2 separate regions of the Homo sapiens genome follow, and region 2 is linked to region 1. A link is an interaction called in ENCODE POLR2A ChIA-PET data of the cell type or tissue named here. Cell type or tissue: PC-9. All regions are shown on one strand. Each heading gives the region's core, and the rest is flanking DNA. Links, peaks and the distances in the headings are about the cores only.

Region 1 (8,322 bases), core at 276-8,275:
TTTAAATGTACTCATCCACCATGACATTTAGGTAAATACCAAACACCTGATACCTCTCTACACTTTCATGTAACAGTAGCTACTTTTTCCCCTAAAAATTTGCTCCAATAACATTCCTGTGTTTGCCACTGTTTGGGGCGGGGAAAGGGCTGCTGGGGCTGAGGGCAGGCCCAGCGGAAGCACACAGTGAGATGACTGAGTGAAGATGGAGGAAAAGAGAGCAAAGGCTTCTCCCAAAGAAGGAAGGGAGACCGTGTACACCCCAGAAGCTGGGAGACCCAGGGGGCCGAAGCAATCACAGGCCACCGACATTTTGAGACCAGGGTAACTACAAAATGGTGCTAACTCTGTCAACCAACACGCGTTCAGTGAGCAACAAATGGTTGTGAGACCTTGTGCTGGGTGCCATAGCAGGGAAAGGGGAAATGGGTGCAGAGCGGGGGAGGGAAAAGCCAGAATGACTGAGTCACGAGGAACCGATAACACCCACCAAGTTAATAAAACCCAGGGCCCCAGAGAGATCTGGCCCGAATCGATGGTTGTACTGTTGTCGGCCCAAGGTGGCAACCATCATGGGCAGCACAGGCACAAATTCCAGGACCAAAGAGGAAAGCGTCACCTCAAATTACTAGAAGGGTGAGAGGAGTAAGAGGAGAGGGTCTAGAAACCCAAGAAGGACTTCCCAAAATGAGGAGGTGGCCACGTCGAGAGGTTCAACTCCAGAAGCAAGCGCTGACCGCAGGGCTGAGCAGCCTAGAGCCACCGCAGCGCTGCCAGGCACAGGCCTCGCTCAGGGCGGGTCAGAGACACACGGGGCCACAGCAAACCATTGTGATGAATGGCAGCCTGCAAGGAGGGGACTGCCAAGTGCCTTCTGGCAGAGGCGGGAGTCACGGGAGAGGATGGAGCATGATGGACGGAGCAGATCTGAAGCAGGAAGCAGGTCAACTGGCCAGGAAGGGCCTGGGCTCTGAGTGCAGGGGAGGGGAAGACAACAGGGCGGGTGAGGACAGAAACTCAAGATGGCCAGAGAGGAAAAGCGTGGGCTCCCCAGCAGGCCTGGCCTGCCTTAGGCAGGCAGGAGGGAGACCAATGGCAGAGCACGCGGCTGTAGAGGTGGGGTCAGAGGCATGGAATGGCCACCAAGAAGACTGACACGGAACTAAGAAAAAGGAGCTGATCAAAGCCTGCTGGGCAGTGGTCCACTTCATTTCTAATCGTGAGGATCCTCTAGGTGGGAATCTAAAGACCTATTCTGTATGTGAGCAGGGTCCAAACGTGTTAATTCCTTTTGTGTATGGAGCAGAACTGCAATCAATGCTGAAACTCTCCCGATGCTTTTTATTTGCCTTTACAGTAAACAGGACCCGCCAACATTCTCGAGGGTGCACTCTCAGGAACAGTGTCCAGCAAGCAAGTGGTCGCTGAGGCGGGGAGCAGCAGGCGCCAGGGAGGAGACTGAGACCTCCTCAAAAGAGAGTGCTCGCTCTGTCCGGGGGGCAGGGAGGCCCAGGGCTGTGGGGTGGCTGCAGCTTTTCCCCAGCTGGCTTCACAGTCACTTTCTGCTCACCCCAAGCCCCATTTGTATGGCTTTTCAAGCTCCATACTTACCTCTGCTCTTTTCAGCATCTCCCACTTGTTGAGGATTTTCATTGCATAAATTCGTTCAGTATTCTTCATTTTGACAACAGCAACCTGCAGTGCAAATGTGAGTTGAACAAAGATGCGGTTCTTGAACAAAAGGCTAGCACGCTGGAGCTAAACTGTAGTGAAATCCTAACAGCCCAGGAGCCTGTGAAACCAGCAGTGACCGAAAGCCAAGTTTCCCACCTAGCATGTGCCAGTTCCTGCATCAAGAACCTTTTCTTCACAGAGAAAGGGACCGGCCACGTGGGCTCCGGAGTTTCACTCCTGCAAATTCACCCCTTTATGGCTCGGGTTCCACCACTACAGGAGGTTAATGGCAGGACCGGACTCCTGAGACACCTATGAGGACCCATGAGCACTGACAGTTAATGTGCCCAGCACACTGTGGGGCACAGTCAGCACTCAGCGCGCGGCCACCAGCCACATTCTTTAAAGAACAATTCAAGTGCCACCTCCTTCAGGAAGTCCTCTTGGACTTTCCAGTTTCTACCAAATCTTGAATAAGCTCTGCCATCACTACCAACACCCGTCAAGATGTCTGCACCATTGTCTGGTGCATTCCACCCTACGTAAGTCACTCACACACGGGCCCAAGTCTCCAACTCAGCACTTCCTGTAAGCTACTCACTGGCAGTGACAGCGGCTTCCATACCTTCTGGCTGCCAATGGCAAGCAGCCAGCATGTCCCCGTGCCTGCAGCAGCCATGGCCTGAAGAGGTCTTAAATGGCAGTATCATCTACCTGCCTGTTTCTAACATCAAATACCACACAGTCACATCGTAGAGTCACTGTGAGAGCTGCCATTCACCAGGCACATTCTGCGTGCCAGAGACGGTGTTGAGCCGCGCATCCGCACCCCCACTTCACCCTCACAGCGACCCCAGCTGCGGGGGATTTCTAAAATCCATCTTGTACAGATATGGACTCTGAGGCTCCAAGGGAACAAGACCAAGGAGGGAATCCAAGAAGCAAAGGCCGCATGGAAAGGACAGGCTCCCTTCAATCAGAGGAGCTCAAAAAGCGATCAATGTTATCTTCTTTGAAACTCACACAAAACTGAGTTTTGCATTAAGTTTTTGGCAAAAAAGAGTACTAAAAATAACCGTAAACCATTCTGTTAAAACAATTTTCTCTCTCATTCCTTCATTTCCCTTGGTCGTCTCTCTGCCCTGGTGTGCCTCTCCCTCCCTCCTAAATGCATTCTGGAAAGTCCTGCCATGGCTGAAGGGCTCTGTGTGGCCTGGGCCCTGCTCACCTCCAAAGCCCCCATGCCTGGCACAGCTCAATGCTTGGTAGCAGACAGACAGGCAATCACTTAATGCAATCTGTTTTTACTTTTAAAAGGCTTTCTCAACTAGGTACAGTGGCTCATGCCTATAATCCCAGCACTCTTGAAGGTGGAGGCAGGACAATCACTTGTGCCCAGGAGTTTGAGACTAGCCTGGGCAACATAGCAAGATCCCTGTCTCTACTAAAAAGAAAAAAAGAAAACAACTAGCCAGGTACAGTGGTGCATGCCTGTGGTCCCAGCTACTTGGGAGGCTGGGGCGGGAGGGTTGCTTGAGCCCAGGAGTTCAAGATCAGTCTGGGCAACATAGTGACACCCCATTTCTACAAATAATAAAAAAAATTAGCCGGGCGTGGTGGCACATGCCTGTAGTCACAACTACTCAGGAGGCTGAGGAAGAAGGGTCACCTGAGCCTGGGTGGTGGAGGCTGCAGTGAGCTGTGATCATGCCAGCACACTCCAGCCTGGGCGACAGAGCAAGACCCTATCTCAAACAAAATAAACAAACTCTCTGTCCCATCCTGGCCTGTGGTAAATTGACTTTGGCTGGTGAGGCCTGGATCCAGGGTCTGTACTGAGATAAACTGGGAGCTCCGGGCACGATGGGACGAGCCTTGCAGGGGCTGCTCTCCTCCCCTATCCCTCTGGTGAGACTCACTCATGGGGATGGTGCTGCGAGAGGGGGGCTATTTCCCTAAAGTACTGATTTGCCTTCTTTCACGTCTGCACACTGGAAAATGCACGCCCTGCACAGCAAAGGCCATCTCGCTTTGTAGTGGTGTCCAGTAGGTTTGCTGTGGGCAGAGCACACCTGCTGCTGGGATGTGACACAGGGCGTTTCCTTGTTTGATTTTTCCTCAGTGAACCAAAAGGCACAGTTCCCCAGCCAAGGAGAGCTTAGATCAAACCTCAGCATAGGTGCTAAGGCACTGCACAGTTTAAGAAGCAAAACTTGGCCAGGCGCGGTGGCTCACGCCTGTAATCCCAGCACTTTGGGAGGCTGAGATGGGCGGATCACGAGGTCAGGAGATCAAGACCATCCTGGCTAACACGGTGAAACCCCATCTCTACTAAAAATACAAAAAATTAGCTGGCCTGGTGGCGGGCACCTGTGGTCCCAGCTACTCGGGAGGCTGAGGCAGGAGAATGGCATGAAGCCAGGAGGCAGAGCTTGCAGTGAGCGGAGATCGCACCACTGCACTCCAGCCTGGGTGACACAGCGAGACTCCATCTCAAAAAACAAAAAAAGCAGCAGCAAAGCTCTTCCGGTGACTCACTGTCAAACCACCCGAGGCGGTACCGCGGCCGCTGAGGGAGCCTGACCTCTCCCTTGGTCTTGGCAGAACTGTTCTGCAAGGCCGAGGCAGGTCTGTGGAGATGGCCTGGAAGGCGAGGCCACACCGTGCCACGGGCCTCCTGGGGCAGGGCTCCCAGCCCCATACAAGGGACCTGGTGAGCCTCTCCAGCTGCACCTGCATGACTGGCCCTCCTCCCCTAGGCAAAGCCAACCGGACCCAGAGCCACACCGCGTGTGTCAACAGCAAGCAAGTACAGAGCATGAAAACAGCTGCTATTCGACCCTCTCTGTGTTTTTTAGAAAATGCCAAGAAGTCAAAATTCAATTAACAAATGGAGTTTTAGAAACTACGTCAGAAGGCTGGGCGTGGTGACTCACACCTGTAATCCCAGCACTTTGGGAGGCTGGGCGGGGCATCTGGGCAGGTGGATCACTTGAGGCCAGGAGTTTGAGACCAGCCTGGCCAACATGGCAAAACCTCATCTCTACAAAAAATACAAAAATTAGCTAGGCACAGTGTCAGCACCTGTAGTCCCAGCTACTCGGAAGGCTGAGGCATGAGGATAGCTTGAACCCAGAAGGCAAAGGTTGCCGTTAGCCAAGATCGCGCCACTGCACTCCAGCCTGGGTGACAGTGCAAGACGTCCATCTCAAAAACAAAAACAAAAAAAACTACATCTGAAGAAACTATTTTTGGTCCCAACAATCTCCCAGGTCAGTCAGAAGCTTTCGAGTCTCCTTTCTCTTCATTCTATCTTTCAGATTTTCTCCCCAGCTCCTTGGGAGGCCGAGGCGGGGAGATCACTTGAGCCCAGGAGTTCAAAGCCAGCCTGGGCAACATGGTGAGACCTCATCTTAGAAAGAGAGAGAGGAAAAAACAAACTCTCCAAATAATACTAATTACCTCATCCCCAAACCAATGTATAGGTGCACAAAAAGGTGAAATGGAAGCTGCTGATGTTTTGGCAATTTAGGCAAAGTTAACAAAATGAAGTTTATCTTACCTCACCAAAAGCACCTCTTCCAATTACTTTAATTATTTCAAAGTCTTCTCGATGAAGCTGCATTTCTTTCACCAGCTGTGTAAATGGTTTAGCTACAAGTAAAACAGTAAAACCAACAATTTAGTCTAATCAGTTCATACTATATAAAAATTTAATTGAGTGGGGTGTTGCACTAAGTTATACTTTTAAAAAAGTTTGTTTGAAAATATTTAATATCTGACATGTTTTGGAAAGTGAGCACTTATACCAATGGACACAGATGTGGATCCTGAGCAACTGCAGCCACGCACTGGGTAACACTGTTGCAGCCACGCACTGGGTAACACTGTTGCAGCCGACGACGGACCACATACAGAACAGTGATCCCACAAGATTTATACTACTGTATTTTTACCAAATCTTTCCTATGTTTAGATACATAAATATGGCCAGGCGCGGTGGCTCATGGCTGTAATCCCAGCACCTTACGAGGCTGAGGCAGGAGGATCACCTGAGGTCAAGAGTTCGAAACCAGTCAGACCAACATGGTGAAATCTCGTCTCTACTAAAAATACAAAAATTAGCCGGATGTTGTGGCGGGTGACTGTAATCTCAGCTACTCAGGAGGCTGACACAAGAGAATCGTTTGAACCTAGGCGCCGGAGGTTACAATGAGCCAAGATCGTGCCACTGCACTCCAGTCTGGGCAACAAAGCAAGACTCCATCTCAGAAAAATAAATAAATAAAAATAGACACACAAAAACCACTGTGCTACAGCTGCCTACAGTGTTCGGAACTGTCGCACGCTGCACAGGTGTGTAACCCAGGAGCAGTAGGTTGTGCCACATGGCCTAGGTGTGGAGTAGGTTTTGCCATCTGAGTCTGTGACGTGCTGTTGTCATGTTCGCACAATGACAAAAACCACCTAACCATGCATTTCTCAGGAGGTATCCCCATCGTTATGCAACACACAACAGTATACTTCAGTATCTATCATAGCAAACATCATCACACAAAAGTCTCCTAGTCAAAGCCAATAGGTGAACACCTATCGAGAGAGCAACTGATGGGTGCCCAAAGCCCACGTACAGGACACAAGTGCGTGAGGTGAGTGAGAGCTGAGCTCCACCTGCCTGCACGCAGGAGCCACGGGGCAGCTCAGGGAACACAAGACATTCTCCAAGGCAACACAAGTGCTGGAGTCTCCCTGGACACCCATGGCGGTCCCGAATAGGTCCTGTGGCGTCTGTAACAGTAATGTCCACCAGTCAGGCACCTTACACTGCTCTTCCCGGCCTCCTCACGCGGACTCTCTGAGACTAATTCTGTTATTATCCACACTTCACAGATGAGAAAACTCAGCCAGGTTTCTGTGGGCACTGTACTGGGCTGGATAGTGTCCCCAGCAAAACTCATGTCTGCTCAGAACCTGTGACTGTAACCTCATTTGGAAACGGTCCTTACAGACGTAACCAAGTGAAAATAATGGCACCTGCTGGAATAGGGTAGGCCCTAAGTCCAACAAGACTGGTGTCCTTCTAAAAGGAGAGAAGTCAGACTCAGACAGAGGTAAAAAGAGCCAAGTGGGGATGGAGGCAGAGGCGAGAGTGATGCGGCCGCACACAAGGAGCGCCAAGCATTGCCAGCACCCCCAGAAGCTGAGCGTTCCCCGGAGCCTGCGAGGGACATGGCCTGGCTGACGCCCTGCCTCTGGACTTCTGGCCTCCAGAGCTGTGAGATAAATATCTGTTGTTTAAGCCCCCCACTTTGTGGCAACTGGTTACATCCCCCACAAGAAGCTCCTAGAGGCCAGGCGCAGTGGCTCACACCTGTAATCCCGGCACTTTGGGAGGCCGAGGCGGGCGGATCACGAGGTCAGGAGATCAAGACCATCCTGGCTAACACGGTGAAACCCTGTCTCTACTAAAAATACAAAAAATTTAGCTGGGCGTGGTGGCGGGCGCCTGCGGTCCCAGTTACTCGCGAGGCTGAGGCAGGAGAATGGCGTGAACCTGGGAGGTGGAGCTTGCAGTAAGCCGAGATCGTGCCACTGCACTCTAGCCTGGGCGACACAGCGAGACTCCGTCTCAAAAAAAAAAAAAAAAAAAAAGCTCCTAGAGAGAGGTCAGGTCAACTCTTCCCAGGAACACAGAGCACAAGGCAAGGCCAGGACTGGAGCCCACACTGTCTGACTCCAGACCAGCTCGTGCCCGCCATGTATCCTGCCAGTCTGGCATCCGTGCAGTCAATTGTCTCTCTTGCACCTGTCTCTATTTTCACCTTCAAGCCCAAATCTGCATGTTTTATGCTAGGTTTTTTTTTGTTCTATCTGGTTCTTTTTCAAATTATCTATCACTACAGTTTTATGAAAGGTGCCTCTGGGGGAACTGAGTGAAGTGCACAGGGCCCTCTCTGTCCTATTTCTTACCACTGCAGGAGTGGCTACAATTAGCTCCAAAACACATGCGATCTGACACTTCCTGGGCTTCTGACTGAGTTCCATATTATTAATCTGACTAATCCTGTGGGTTTTTTCTCCTTTAATAGTTGCTCAACACCACTGAGGTTCGATCACCACAACTGCAAGAGCCACAGAAGGTTCCAGGGGCCTGGGAGACAGTGAGTTATGAACAATGGCCCCCATCACAGCAAATACACATCAGCAGAGATCAGGAAACAGAACAAATGAGTCCTGAGTTATTAAAAAAGAAAGAAAGGCCAGGCTGAAGAAAACCCTTGAGCTGCACTCCAGCCTGGGCGACAGAGTGACACTCTATCTGAAAAACAAAACAAAACAAAAAACAGTGAAGACAAAGACAGATGAGACGCAGGAAGCAGTTCGCACCAAGGCTGTGCCCGGAACGTCCTCTCTTTTCTTTCCACATTAATTACTCTCAAGTCACCCGGGCTTCCTTGTCAAGTTTCCCCCTACTCTTTTGATAAAACACATTTTGTTAATTACGTAGTTTAATAGTTGTGTACACATTTCCCTAAAGCGGGCAGACACAGATGATGGTGGCCAGGCTGGAAGTGGGAGGAACTTCGAGGCAAGCCTGGGGTGAAGGCTTGGAGAGGCAAAACCACAAAAGCAAAGCAGCAGGGGACC
Region 2 (8,322 bases), core at 243-8,242, 61 kb before region 1:
CCCTCCGGCGCCTTCATCAAGCGCATTTGTCTTAACCCTTAGGAGCTACTGACCCTGTGCTGTCTGCAGAGGCCAGGCTGGGCCTGTGACATCCCAGGCTGGAAACGCCCTGCTCACTCACCATCTCGGGTGACCTCTATGACATAGAGCCCTTCTTCTAGGCCGACTGCAATCCTGTCTGCATCTGTGGAGGGGTAAGTAACATACACAAAGTCAGTACAGCCGACCGTGAACAATATGGGTTTGAATGCGTGGGTGGGCTCATTCACAGATACTTTTCAACCATATGTGGATGAGAATACAGCATTCCAGGGATGTGACACTTCAGTATCGGGGGTGACTTTCTCTCTACACGAACTCCACAGGGCCGGCTGACTGTGGGATTGAGTCTGCAAGGATTTGGGTGTGTGTGGGGCTCCTGGAGCTGACCCTCAGGCTTAGCCGGGGCCAACTGTACTGTCCGCACAGGTCATCTGCTTTTTTTTTGAGACGGAGTCTCGGTCTGTCGCCCAGGCTGGAGTGCAGTGGTGTGATCTCGGCTCACTGTAAGCTCTGCCTCCTGGGTTCATGCTGTTCTCCCGCCTCAGTCTCCCAAGTAGCTGGGACTACAGGTGCCCGCCACCACGCCCAGCTATATTTTATTTTTATTTTTATTTTTTTTTTTAGCAGAGACAGGGTTTCACCGTGTTAGCCAGGATGGTCTCAACCTCCTGACCTTGTGATCCGCCCGCCTTGGCCTCCCAGAGTGCTGGGATTACAGGCGTGAGCCACCGCACCCGGCCTCGTCTGCTTCTTAACATGCATGGAGAAACTGTCTACAAACCCAAATGGACCTGTGACCTTCATCTGATTTTCAGATGGGCACTGCAGCGCCGCCGGAAGTGCTGTTGCTTCAGACACCTGAAGGACACAACCTTTGGGACGTACCCACGATGGCAGCTGTCAGGATGGCCTTGATGAGAGGCAGCGAGCTGTCGTAGGCTTCCAAGGGAACATGCACGACCTGATTCCTCAGCCGGTTTTTATGAAGGATGGACTGGAGTCCTTCTAGAATCCCAACCCACTTCCTCTTTTCATTCTCATTTTCTGTCAGAATGAGCAGCGAGCTGGTCTTAGAAGGTGCACCTAAGAGAGAGGCCGTCACCTTCATGACAGGAAACAGAAGAGAAGAGAGAAGTCATCAAACGCCAAAGCCGCACGCAGCTACCACGGCCCTGCTGGAGCCACGCACCCCAGGAGCAACGGGGGCTGATGTGCTTCCCAGGCAGGGACCCCTGACTCCACCTCGCTGGGCGCCTTGCAGAGGCTCCCGCGGCAGGACACGGAAGGGGCGGGGTTCTAAACAGCCCCGTGAGATCGCTTCCTGGTCCCATTTTCGTTAATTCTGCTTTTGTCAAAACTACGAGTAGCTGCCTACTTTAAATCTGCTTTCTTGAATAATCATTATAAAAGTAGATTCTGAAAATGTGTCCAGGAAAAGCAGATCTCAAAAACACTGGCCCAAATCATGCCTCCCTGTGAGCAGCCTCTGAGCACGCATGCTACCAAATGACCATCGTTCCAGTAACAATGATGGTAATTTCCTGTACTGTGTATGACAGGGTTGTTTCTGAATAGAGCTGTGATTTAGTAAAAGCTAATTTATAGACTTAGTTTTGTTATCAAAATTTTGCTGTTTATAAGAAAATTCCCAGTGGAGGGGGCTGGAGGGTTTCTTTCCCCAATTCAGTCTTCTAGGAACGTCCTAATGCTACAATGTCTAACACTAACTCAGTGAGGGAGCACTCACTCAGTCAACAAAAACGCTGGCTCCAATTGGCTGGGGGGCACTGGAGAGGCACCTTCATGCCTAACCTGCCACAGCGCCCGCCTGGCAGTGCACACGCTGTGAGGACAGTGGCCGGGACGTGGACTGAGTGGAAGAGGAGTTTCAGATGTAGGAGAAGGGAGGGTCAGTGAAGAGGGGTGTCTGGGAAGAAGCCAGCCAGGAGGCTCCCCGAGACGGGCACAGGCTGCTACTTGGCCAGGACGGGACGCACAAGGACCTGGAGCCAGGCTGGAGGTTGAGACCCTAGGGCCACACTGGAGGTGCGCTGATGGCTGCCGCAGCACAATGACATGCCTAGAACAATCAGTTTTAACCATGTGCTTTGTTAAAAAGATTAATGAAAAATTCATACCCTGAATATACATGGAATATCTCGGCGTGTAGCATGAATGACATCTGAGGCCAGGACTGAGCTCACGGAAAACTCGTCATCTCTGGTAAGGAAGAAACATTGACCCCGCTGGGAGACACGCGCACAGGACCCAAGGCCCTCCCACGCCCTGCCCTGCCCTGCCCTGCCATGTCCTTCCACCACCGTGTTCTGCAGTGGAGGGCGGGTCCCTCGCCTCCCCAGATGTAAGAAACACGGGCAGGGCCAACAAACTCAAGACTCTGGCAGGTGTTTCAGGGCTTAGGGATGCCGCAAGGGAAACCCCGGAGCCTCATCCCCACTGTGCTGGTGCCTCCAGACTATGCCAGTTACAGAAGACTCGGTTTGCACTTGGCACAGCCAGGCAGTCCCTCCAACAGCCAAGTGCAGAGGACAAGTGGGGTGAGGGGTGTGGAAGTGAGGGGGGAGTGGGAGGGAGTGGGGGGTGGTGGGGGGTGGGCGTGGAGGTGACAGGGGAGTGGGGGGTGGGTGTGGAGGTGGAGGGGAGTCGGGGGTGGGGTGGGGGTGGAGGTGAGGGGGAAGTAGGGGGGTGGGTGTGGAGGTGAGACGGGGAGTAGGGGGGTGGGGTGGGTTTGGAGGTGAGGGGGGTGGGGGGTAGGTGTGGAGGTGAGGGGGGAGGGTGGGGTGGGTGGAGAGGTGACGGGGAGGGTGGGGTGGGTGTGGAGGTGAGGGGAGGGTGGGGGGTGGGTTTGGAGGGAGGTGAGGGGGAGTGGGGGGTGGGCTTGGAAGTGAGGGGGAGTGGTGGGTGTGGAGGTGAGAGGGAGTGGGGTGGGTGTAGAGATGAGGGGGAGTGGGGGCTAGGTGTGGAGATGAGGGGGTGGGGTGGGTGCGGAGGTGGGGTGGGTGCAGAGGTGGGGGGGTGGCTGTGGAGAGGGGGAGTGGGGGGTGGGTTTGGAGGTGGGGGGGTGAGGGAGTGGGGGTGGGTGTGGAGGTGAGGGGGGAGCAGGGGGTGGGTGTGGAGGTGAGAGGGGGAGCGGGGTGTGGGATCAGTGTGGAAATGCTGTTCTGAAGAGGTTCCCTAAAGAGTGCTGAGCCCTCCGATGGGGCCCCTGACTTGGGCTCATGCCAACTTTTCGTCTACCAGTGGCCCTTCACCACCAGGCCAGGGGCACACCTGTGCACAGCCAGGGACTGGCGGGTGCCCCGGGGGAAGGGACATGGAAAGTGGAGTATGCTGCCAGGTGATGCCGACTCACCCTCGCTGTCCTCAGGGTACCCACCCAGCAGCCCTGCCCCCAAGAACCAATGCTACAGATGGAGTACCCAGCCCCGGCCTGAGCCCAGAGCAGTCCCGTGTGCACCACACAACAGACGGTGCACGGGCACAGCACAGAGATGACACAAAGGCAGTAGCATGGCTCCGTGTGCAGGCCCCGGGCTGAGCTAGGCCTCTTAGTGATGCGTTTACCTTCACAACAACATTCCACATGCCAGTAACATGACCACTGTCCTCTTCTCACTAACAGATGAGCCACAGATGTCAACTCTAAGAGGAAGTGGGAAGGAGGCCCCGCCTGCTCCTGCAGCTGACACTGGGTGGCACTGAGACAGGGTCACATAGCAAACGCTACGGCCACGCACACCCACATGGCCCACGGCTCCAGACTTCTTCCACACACCAGCACCTGCTGCGGTCTCTAAAACGCACAGACGGCTGTGGGCCGCGTGGCTTTTCTCTGGGATATCTTCTGCTTGTTCTTGGGCATGTGGTTTTCTTATGTTAAATTAATTCCCCTGTGGCAAACTTCTCAACGCAAACACATGCGAGGCAGGAAGCGTCTACAGCGCTCCCGTTCCTGCGCACGCAGGCCCGTATGCATGTCTGTTCATACGCATGTGAGCGCCTGAAGTCATGACTAAGCTGTACCCATTTTTGCAACCATACAATAATGAAGCAGGTGAAGTACTAATGAGGTGAAAGACTACTAAGGAACACACCGTCCTTTTGGCTAAAGATAGCTGAGGAAGATTCACAGAGCAAGGACAGTGCTGCCCAAACGCAGACCTGAGATCCAAGACTTGGCTCGCAATGACACCAGGCTGGGTGGATTTTCCTTCAGGCAGATCATACAGGAAGAGCTTGCAGTCACAGACGACTGCATATGCGCGCTGCCATCCCTTCTTCACCCCCGTGGGCTTTGGGACCTATGAATAAAAACAAACAGTGGCCACGTTCCACCAGGCCAGGCAGGCCGCCAGGCCCCATTACACTCGTTCACAATCTCCTTCCAGCTGCCAGGCTGGCGGCAGAGCTGTTTGGACAGAGGGATGTTTGCCCAAGAAGGCTCAAGGCGTTGCTGGGGAGGGGTCCATGCGTGGCAGCAGACGGTGCCAGGGAAAGCTGGCAGCTCAGCCAACGCTGTGTCCACCCCATGCAGGGTGCTGTGGTACACGCAGCCCGACAGTCTCGTAGAGGTGGGCCTGGCACAGTGGCTTTCAGACTGAGCTTCTGCCCACTGGCTGGACACTCAGCCCAGGATGGACTCTGAGTGAGCGTCTGCGTGGAGGCCTCAGGATGCCCAGGCCATTCAGAACAGCGGCTGCGCCGACCTGATGGCCTCAGTGCCCAGGAGGGTAAGCCCCCTAGGACTGGCACCAGGGCCACCTGCCGCAGCAAGGGGCTGCTTTCAAGAGTGGCTGGGCATGGCTATTGGTCACTGCACCTCACAGGCACCGAGGGCTGAGGGCGGAGATGAAGCCGCCTACCTTGACATGGCCTTTGTAGGCTGTTCCGATGCCTCGCTGCACGTCCACGCCCAGAGGCCTCTTGGACTGCTCGGGAGGTATTGGGCACACCTGGGGGGCACCGTCTTTGCAGGACACGTGGCAAGCAAAGGAACACACTGGAAGAGAGCAAGAACACTGCCTTCAAAGCTTGCTGCCTACAGAGAAGTCACTGCAGAACCTATGCCCTGAGGAGGCAATTTAATAATCACCAGGTCTCGCCTGGAATCCCAGCACTTTCGGAGGCCGAGGTGGGCAGACCACTTGAGGTCAGCAGTTTGAGACCAGCCTGGCCAACATGGTGAAATCCCGCCTTTATTAAAAATACAAAAATTAGCCAGGGGTGGTGAAGCGCACCTGTAATCCCAGCTACTCGGGAGGCTGAGGCAGAAGAATCGCTTGAGCCCGGGAGGCGGAGGTTGCAGTGAGCTGAGACCACACTATTGCACTCCAGCCTGGGCCACAGAGCGAGACTCCATCTCAAAAAAACAAAATAAAACAAAACAAACAAAAAATAATGATCAAGTCTCACATCAAGTCCAGACACCCAAAAAGGTAAGAACAGTTGCAAGGCAGAATCCACACAAAAGCTCAGGGTTTCTGGCATGAATGCGTCTTCAGCATGCGCACAGGGAAAGGGCCCATGGCAGAAGCCTGCTTCCATGCTGTCCCTGCCAGCCCGGGCCGCCTCCCACACGTGGGAGTTTCTACACGGCAATTCAGGCCAGCGGTCATGGGGACGTGGGGTCTTGGCAGCCAATCAAAATGTGCATGAGTTGAAATAACAAAAAACAATGCTTCTGCTATAATGTAGAATGAAGGGCATCTCTGTTCACAGACCCATGGTCAGGAAGGCGTGAGTGCTCAGAGCCAGTGCGAGTCTGGGCTCCAGGACCCTCCCACAGCACTGGGTGGCTTGGGGTGGTTGCTCATCTGTGAAATGGGGCAATCACTGAGGGGGTAAGAGCATGTCGAATCCCAGCACAGGGCAAGAGCACAAGATATAGCCTTAAAAATATGATGGGCTGGGCGCAGTGGCTCACACCTGTAATCCCAGCACTTTGGGAGGCCGAGGCAGGTGGATCACTTGAGGTCAGGAGTTCGAGACCAGCCTGGGCAACATGGCGAAACCCCATCTCTACTAAGAACACAAAAATTAGCCAGGCATGGTGGCGTGGGCCTGTCCCCAGCTACTTGGGCGGATGAGGCAGGAGAATCACTTGAATCTGGGAGGCAGCGGTTGCAGTAAGCTGAAATTGAGCCACTGCACTCTAGCCTGGGCAACAGAGTCAAACTCTTGTCTCGAAAAAGAAATAGAAAAAAAGAAAAAAAATACGAATGACGACCAGAAGCAGAGACAAATAATTGTGGTTATCTTTAGATAATTTGACAGTGGAAGGTTTTACACAATTACTTTTCCTCTCTGATTTTCTAGAACAGCTGCAGATGATCTACTTCGTAGTAATTCTCAGTAGATGAGTTGAGTCACCACAGAGGCGCACAGCACAATGGAGCCCCCAGCACAGCAGGGATCCACGGTTCCACAGACCTTTACTGAGGATTTGTAAAAATAAACCTGCCAGGCTGGGTGCAGTGGCTCATGCCTGTAATTCCAGCACTTCGGGAGGCTAAGGCGGGAGATCACTTGAGTCCCAGAGTTTGAGACCGGTCTGGGAAACAAAGTGAGATCCCTCAACTCTCTACAAAAAAAATTTAAAAATAGCCAGGCATGCTGGTGGTGTGTGTGTCTGAGGTCTCAACTACTTGAGAGGCTGAGACAAGGGAATCGCTTGAGCTGAACTGTGATTGCACCACTGCACTGAAGTCTGAGTGACAGAGTGAGACCCTATCTCCCCACTCCCCCTAAAAAAAACCCTGTCCTCAAATCATGCCAATGACATTTCACTTTAGTTTGGTTTGCTTGCATCAGGGCTGCCCTGGAGCCGGCTGGTGCCCTTAGCTGCAGGGGTGTGGGGCTGTGCACGCTGACCCCAGGAGCTGCAACGACACTCACCCTCGCAGGCGTAGCCCTGCCGGATCAGCCCAACCATCAGGGAGGTGCAGTGGCTGCACTGAGTAGGGCTGGAGAAGGACTTGATGCTGAACTGGTGAGCTTTTGGCTGGAAGGAGAAAATCAAGAACACTGAGGTGAACCATGGACTCTTGAGAGTCAGATCCATCTGCCTGTGATCCAGTTTATACACAGCTTGGGCATTATCCTGAAAAGGTGGAAATGTGCAAGTTCTGGTCTTGGTCTACGTGTTCCCTAACAGGGCTCATCAAATAGTGGTGAAAACCACCTACGAGCCTGAGCCAGAGAGAGGCCAACAAATACTTCCTTCAGTGGGAGAGCACTGCTACCAAAAAGCGAGGTCAGCTGGGCCAGAGGGCCGAGGTGGCATGGCCAGTGCTCTTTCTGGCTCATGCTCCTGGCCTCCTGGAGACCAGCACCAACTGGCTCTTGGGGGCCGACCTGGGGCCACATTTAGGTTGGGCTGCACACAGGCCTTGCATGTGTCCAAGAGACACCCAAGAATCACCGACAGGAGGACAGTTCATAACAGCAAACGCCTGGAAAGGCTCACGGTCCCTCATCAGGAGTGGACACATTGTGAACCCAGCGGCAACTGCAGCAGCCCCAAGGCTGAACAGAGGGTCGTGGTGCAGGCCATGCGGGACCGCCTGTTTACCAAGCTCAGGCGCAGCAGAGACCAATACGATCCTCAGCAGGAAACAGATGTGGGTGAGACCACTTGCAAGAAGTAGGGGAGTGACCGACACAAACTCCAGAGAGCTGTGGGGGAAGAGGCTGGCTGAGGTGGGCAGGGAGGCCGTGGGGCGGTGGCCGGGCCATCAGGACTAGGAGTGACACACCAGCACTCTGCAGAGTTGCTATCAAATATGGTAACCAAATAAACGACCTCGCGACTTGGTCCCTGACTCTGCAAGAGTCTTAGTCCAAAAGCCAAACCCTTAGGTAGCCTCATAGAAGTTTGGCTTCTTACGTCCAGCCGGCATAGCTGCCTGTGGCAGGAAGCACAGGCAGAGGCCGTGTCTACATTAACAACAACAAAAACCACCTTAGGCCACAGGGCTACGTACTCGCAATGCTTGGAACTCAGGGGCCCGTCACCCTGGAGACTTTCTGATCTGCGTTGATGTTTATATGAAAGAAAAGGGGATGTTACAGAAGAAGCCGAGGCCAGGACAGGGGAGCAGGGGCCCAGTGGGGCCGCTGTGCTGGCTCTCCAGGATGCACTTGTGGAAAGGATGAGGCTCAGAACCGCACATGCACTGCAGGGCCGTTTATGCTGGGAGTCATTCTCACCCACCAGCCACATGGTTCTGTAAGGTTCTCTAAGTGCAGGCAGACAAATGA

The links. ChIA-PET counts read pairs that join two places held together with the same protein. Peaks named below come from ENCODE experiments on the same cell type or tissue, not always from the same donor. Only the 100,000 strongest peaks of a DNase experiment are listed, where the experiment ranks them.
Region 2: POLR2A ChIA-PET joins it to region 1 with 6 read pairs; 2 of 35 experiments call an interaction of 5 or more read pairs at or near these places.

Annotation. Positions count from the first base shown.
Region 1 is chr14:103,006,861-103,015,182 of GRCh38, forward strand. It overlaps CDC42BPB (CDC42 binding protein kinase beta), which reads right to left. Exons shown (of 37, transcript NM_006035.4): 2 at 5,237-5,328; 3 at 1,612-1,695. Among named protein-coding and RNA genes, the nearest start is that of CDC42BPB, 47 kb to the right of the region's middle. RefSeq lists a silencer at 2,112-2,406 and an enhancer at 2,112-2,406. In PC-9, for the core only: no CTCF peak of the experiment used is centred there; DNase peaks (open chromatin) are centred at 2,211, 4,281 and 7,741; H3K4me3 peaks cover 1,040 bases; H3K27ac peaks cover 6,308 bases.
Region 2 is chr14:102,945,541-102,953,862 of GRCh38, forward strand. CDC42BPB (CDC42 binding protein kinase beta) reads right to left here. Exons shown (of 37, transcript NM_006035.4): 24 at 6,958-7,063; 25 at 4,926-5,062; 26 at 4,225-4,364; 27 at 2,181-2,262; 28 at 928-1,144; 29 at 122-184. Among named protein-coding and RNA genes, the nearest start is that of AMN, 27 kb to the left of the region's middle. RefSeq lists an enhancer at 1-804. In PC-9, for the core only: no CTCF peak of the experiment used is centred there; no DNase peak of the experiment used is centred there.